Linked DNA regions of Homo sapiens: region 2 is linked to region 1. A link is a contact called in ENCODE Hi-C or POLR2A ChIA-PET data. All regions are on one chromosome and are shown on one strand. Each heading gives the region's core, a stretch centred on a gene start or an enhancer-like site at or near the end of the contact. The rest is flanking DNA. Distances are from core to core; before and after follow the strand shown. Region 1 overlaps SVIL (supervillin). Region 2 has its middle 210 kb from the start of JCAD.

Region 1 (2,700 bases), core at 67-2,566:
TTACACGGTTCTGATGGCTTTCTTAATATTGCTAATACTAAAAAAACTTTAAAAATTATTATAATTTGAAACATGAATTCTGATTTCTAGGCTTCATGATACCTTGTGGAAAGAAGCTGTTATTTCTTCTTAGGATTGGTCATTTTTTCTTCTCTGTTATCTTTGTGTATGTATGTATTATACATGTATGTGTACCTATGTATGCGTAACATCCAAAAAAATCCACATTTAAAAAAAATGTAGTTTGCAATAATCTTTTTAAAAATGTAGTTTGTCATAATATTTTTTAAAATGTAGTTTGTAATGAGGAGAAAATGAGTACATGACAATCGAGTTTGATTTTAGTAGAGCAAAAATTAAAATCAACCCTCAGCTTATGCTTTGGTGTTTGTTAACTCAAATTTAAAATTAGAAATGTGGTAATTATTTGGCAGTTGTGGCTTTCTCAGGGAAACCATATCATATTGTATGTGTGTGCTGGCCTTTAAAAATAGATATTGCCACGAAGCTCATCATCTGAATTCATGGCCGACTCCTGGAAGTGGTGGGCTTTGGAAAGCAGGGCTGTGAGTTTGGCTCTTACACTTCCAGGGAGCTCTCCATTCCAGCTTTGGTTCCCTTCAGTCCATCTGTGGTCAAAGCTCTTTTGTTTTCAAAGCTAACTGCTGAAGAGTAAACACTCTTGACCCTGACTGTAAATATGTGTCATACGTCTGGTTAGTTTTAGTTTTAACTGAACAAAATCATTTTGGCAGAAGAGTCATTAAAGTTTGCACAAAATCCTGACCTTCACATCCCTGGTTTTCCTCACATACGCATCCGCAGGGAGTCACAATCCATTTGAAAATATTTCTTCTCTGGGACTGAAAATCTCCTAAAACGTGTATTCTTCAGCAAACAAAGTATCTCATAAAATGTAAACGTGGATGACTGGGGGAATACAATTTTTTTTGCGCATAATGACTTCTGTCAGTCCTCTAAGAAATTCAAAGAATTTTCACGGCTTCCAGTTTAAATTCTAGCGCCTCTGGCCATGGCCATGGTTTGTTCTGTGTTTGATTATCTTTCCGTTCAGGGGTTCGATTGTTACTGGGCTACTTTAGACAAAGCTACCTGGATCTTGAGTTGCCACTTTTAGCCCAAAATCCCCTTCCTACCTGTTTAAGGGGCAGTGGAGCACTTGGTGGCCACACTGGCTCTCTGTGTTAAGGTGTTTGCTGAAAATTAGCTGTCTACGGTGGCCTATGCCCGTAGTCCCAGCTACTCAGGAGGCTGAGGGGGCGGGAATTCCCTGAGTCCAGGAGTTTGAGGCTACAGTGAGCTCTGATTGCGCCACCGCACTCCAGCCTGGATGACAAAGCGACACCTTGTCTCAAAAAAAAAAAAAAATCTGCTGCAAGAGCTTATTTGTAACCTGGAAGGAAAGGAGTAGTCCAGGGTTTGGGGCAGAGCCTATTGCCTCTGAAAAGACCCAGTAAATTCTCTGGGGACTGCTTGTATCCTTGTAACTAGATAGTCGTCACACATGAGTGAAAAGAAGGCATTTGGGCTTTGAAGGTGGTCAAGAGCGTCCAGGCTGGGCCAGGCATGGTGGGTCTGTGTGAGAAGCAGAGCTTAGGAAGGCTGGGGTCTGAACATGCTTTGACTTTTGCTTTGTGCAACCAGTAATCCAGAAAAATCCTACCTGAAGCCCCAGAGGCTGTGCTTCTTCAGCAGGGTGTCATATTGTCAGGGAGCTGCAAACAGCCTGTTGTAGTCAGAAAAGACGGTGTTTTCCTTTCCACAGCTTTATGGACATAAAATAAAACTTGAATTTGACAAACAATACAATAAATCCTCCTTTCCCAAAAATTACGAGTTGAGGTCATGGTTCCTAATCGGAACTGTGTGCAGCTGTTGGATTTTTGGCGCTTTCTAGAGCTTTCACTAAAATCAAATGCATTTAAACACCCTCCCTCCTCAAGAGGACAGGATTAGCCCGCCTCCCCAGGAGAACAGTGCTCTGCTGCCTGCGTCAGCAAGCTCCTTACACAGTGGTCTCCTGCCTGTGTCAGCGAGCTCCTTACAACAGTCTCTGTGCACGTCCCATCACTTTATCATGGATTAGAGGCTGCAGGATGTTTTCATATGGCCCATGATAATGTAATGATGGCTGGTACTTTAGGACTTGAAAACCTCTTAACGTCTTGGCCAGACTGTGGACTGTTCTTTCAGGCATCTGTCTTTTAAATCAGTTATCTCCATTTGCTGTCAAATTTGGCCTGCATTGGCCGGCTTTATTATTTCTATTGTTCCATAGAGAGCCACACTGAAACTAATTTGAGAAAAGTGTAATCTCTATTGAAAACTTGGAGTCCACCAGCAAGTAGACTGTATATTTTGGAGTGTCCACCAAAAGCTCATAGTCACTGTCACCTCGTAAGGATGCTTCCAATGAATCTCCAAAAAGTAGTTTACATCTGCATCCTTGGTGGAGATTTTCTTAAGTAGACAGAATTTCTCTTTTTTTTTCTTTCTTTCTTTTTTTTTTTTTAGATTAGTTTTCCTTTTTCGCCCAGGCTGGAGTGCAGTGGCACGATCTCGGCTCACCGCAACCTCTGCCTTCCGGGTTCAAGCGATTCTCCTGCCTCAGCCTCCCAAGTAGCTGGGACTACAGGTGCGCACCACCACGCCTGGCTAATTTTTTGTATTTTTAGTACA
Region 2 (2,700 bases), core at 148-2,647, 230 kb before region 1:
ATTCTGTGGTCTCGACTTTTCCAGCTTCTAGGGCTTGGCTGTATTCCTTGGCTCATGGCCCCTTCCTCCATCTAACTCCTGTCTCTCTTTTATGAAAATCCTTTCTGATTAACTGGAGCCCGACTGGATAATCCAGGTTAATATCCCACCTCAAGATACTTAACTTAATCACATTTGCAAAGTCCCTTTTGTCATGTCAGGTGACATAGTCAAAGGTTTCTGGGATTAGGACATGGACATTGTGGGGGCGTGGGGGATCATTCTGCCTACTGTACCTTTGCTATAGATGAACTTGAAGTAAGGCCATTATCTCTCAGTGGATTCATGAAAACTCAGCTTCTAGATTCTAGAAGGTAGCCCTGGCTGGTGAGGCTTCACTACAAGTGAGTTGAGGTTTTCTTAGTGTCCTTTTGTCCAACCTGGTCGTTCCCCAACTTTAGCCAGCACCAAAATCACCCAGAGGGCTTGTGAAAACAGACTGATGGACCCAGCCCCACAGTGTCTGATTCAGTAGGTCTGGAGTGTGGCCCAAGAAAGTGCATTTCTTGGCCAGGTGTGTAATTTTTAGAATATGTCCACAACCTTTTTCACATTCCTGCCTTCAAAAGGTGGAGACTTCTTTTCCTCCCCTTAAGTGTGATCTAGATTAAATGACTTGTTTCTAACTATGTTTGATGTTAATAGATGGCCATGTGATTTTAAGACAAGGCTCTAAAAGGCACAGCAGTTTCCACACCCTCTCTCTTGGATCACACCCTCTGGGAAAGGCAGACCTTCGTGTCTGGAGGACACGTGAGCAACCTAGGGAGGAAATGAGGCATCTCACCAACACCTGGCACAAATTTGCCAGCCGCCTGTGTGTGCCACCTTGGAAACTGATTTCATAGAGCCTTCAGATGAGACCACAGCTCTGGGTAACATCTTGTCTGTAATCTCATGGGACCCCAGCCAGTTAAGCTAAATTCCTGACCCACAGAAACTGTGAGAAATAATAAATGTTGACTGGTGTTTAACACCACTGAGTTTTGGGATACATGCGATGCAGCAATAGATAACAATATGCCAGGTGACACTGATGCCACTGTCTAAGGATTGCATTTTGAGAACCGCTGGTCTAGCCTTTATACTGTGTAAGGCAAAGGATATTTCCTTGCCACCTGCACTATATACTCCAGGAAGCCAGAGGAGGGAAAATGTTCTCATATTGAAATGTACTGCATATTTATTTTCTTTTTTTCTGCAGACATATTCAGTTACCACCAGTTGCTCTTTTGTGGAAGTGTTTTTACTGGGAAGAATAACAACAATATGTCAAATGATAGCTGGGCTCCAGAAGCCCATTTCTGTCTACTCAGTCATAAAAAATGTTCCGCATATGGATGAAGAACCAGACAGGTTTAGCGAGAAGAAGAAATGATGAAAAGACTAGACCATCATTCTCTCTCACACTTTCTTAAATCTGAAGGTGAACCAGATGAAGAAAGAAAACAAAACCCTTGAAAAAAGAGGGAAAGATAGCCCTAGGATCCAAGAGAGCAAGTGGGTGTCCAACTGTTAAATAATGAGAAACTGAAGCTTCCTTCATTGTGTCAGAGAGGCCAATTCCTGAGCCAGCTGTACAGGAAGTGGGGAGTTTACATTATCTGGGATGTCAGTGAGAACTGAGGGGACATGCTTCCTGTGTGGTTCTCCACAAAGATTAGCAGACTCTCCAGGAAAGATGCCTTTCCAGCGGTTTCATTTTCTGTTTTCTTTTCCAGTTGGTAGATGTGGGCCAAGAAGGGAAAGGCAGCTCCAAAAGCGAGGGAGAAATCGCCGTGAGTACAGAGTGCCACAGAGAGAAGCCTGAGCTAGAGTGTGGTGGGACCGTGAGCCAGGGAAGAGCAAGAGCTGTGCCTATAGGATAGTCTATCTCCAATTTGAGCAGTGCCAAGAAAAGCTGGCCAAGCATATCCAGATCCACACTGGTAGACCCCATTCCAATGGATGGGGTTTCTCTGGCTTTTCCATTTGTTTTACAGAAGCTTAAAATATGACATATGATTCCATTTATAGGAAATTCTTGAAAAGGCAAAACTAATCTGGAGTGACAGAAAACAGAAAAGTGGTTGCCTGGGGCCAGTATGGGTGGGGAGGTGATTGTAGAGGGACATGTGAGTGTTCTGCTTTATTTATTTATTTATTTATTCATTTTTTGAGACGGAGTTTCGCTCTTGTTGCCCAGGCTGGAGTGCAATGGTGCGATCTCAGCTCGCTGCAACCTCCACCTCCCAGGTTGGAACAATTCTCCTGCCTCAGCCTCCCAAGTAGCAGGGATTACAGGCATCCGCCACCACACCTGCCTTTTTTTTTTTTTTCCAAGATGGAGTTTCACTTTTGTTGCCCAGACTGGAGTGCAATAGCTCAATCTCAGCTCACCGCAACCTCTGCCCCCTGGGTTCAAGTGATTCTCCTGCCTCAGCCTCCTGAGTAGCTGGGATTACAGGCATGCACCACCACACCTGGGTAAATTTTTTTTGTTTTTTTTTTTTTTAGTAGAGACAGAGTTTCTCCATGTTGGTCAGGCTGGTCTCGAACTGCTGACCTCAGGTGATCCACCCGTGTCCACCTCCCAAAGTGCTGGGATTACAGGTGTGAGCCACTTCACCTGGCCTAATTTTTGTATTTTTAGTAGAGACAGGGTTTTGCCATGTTGGCCAG

The links. Hi-C counts contacts between places; a loop is a spot of excess contacts on that map. ChIA-PET counts read pairs that join two places held with the same protein, here RNA polymerase II (POLR2A). Pooled maps may share reads with other maps.
Region 2: a loop to region 1 is called in a map of left cardiac atrium, with 3 times the contacts of the local background. The contact joins two enhancer-like sites. A Hi-C loop is called at or near these places in 3 of 168 maps with a recorded cell type or tissue (Right ventricle myocardium superior, left cardiac atrium and sciatic nerve) and 2 of 50 pooled maps. POLR2A ChIA-PET finds 5 or more read pairs at or near these places in 2 of 52 experiments (GM10248 and naive thymus-derived CD4-positive, alpha-beta T cell).

The regions. Positions count from the first base shown.
Region 1 is chr10:29,617,412-29,620,111 of GRCh38, reverse strand. All of the region lies in intron 1 of SVIL (supervillin), which reads left to right. Among named protein-coding and RNA genes, the nearest start is that of SVIL, 16 kb to the left of the region's middle. RefSeq lists enhancers at 776-1,405, 1,406-2,036. Within about 2 kb of position 1,316, at least 21 of the 41 ENCODE cell types and tissues checked have a DNase peak (open chromatin) inside an H3K27ac peak, as active enhancers do.
Region 2 is chr10:29,848,693-29,851,392 of GRCh38, reverse strand. No RefSeq gene overlaps it. Among named protein-coding and RNA genes, the nearest start is that of JCAD, 210 kb to the left of the region's middle. Within about 2 kb of position 1,397, at least 5 of the 41 ENCODE cell types and tissues checked have a DNase peak (open chromatin) inside an H3K27ac peak, as active enhancers do.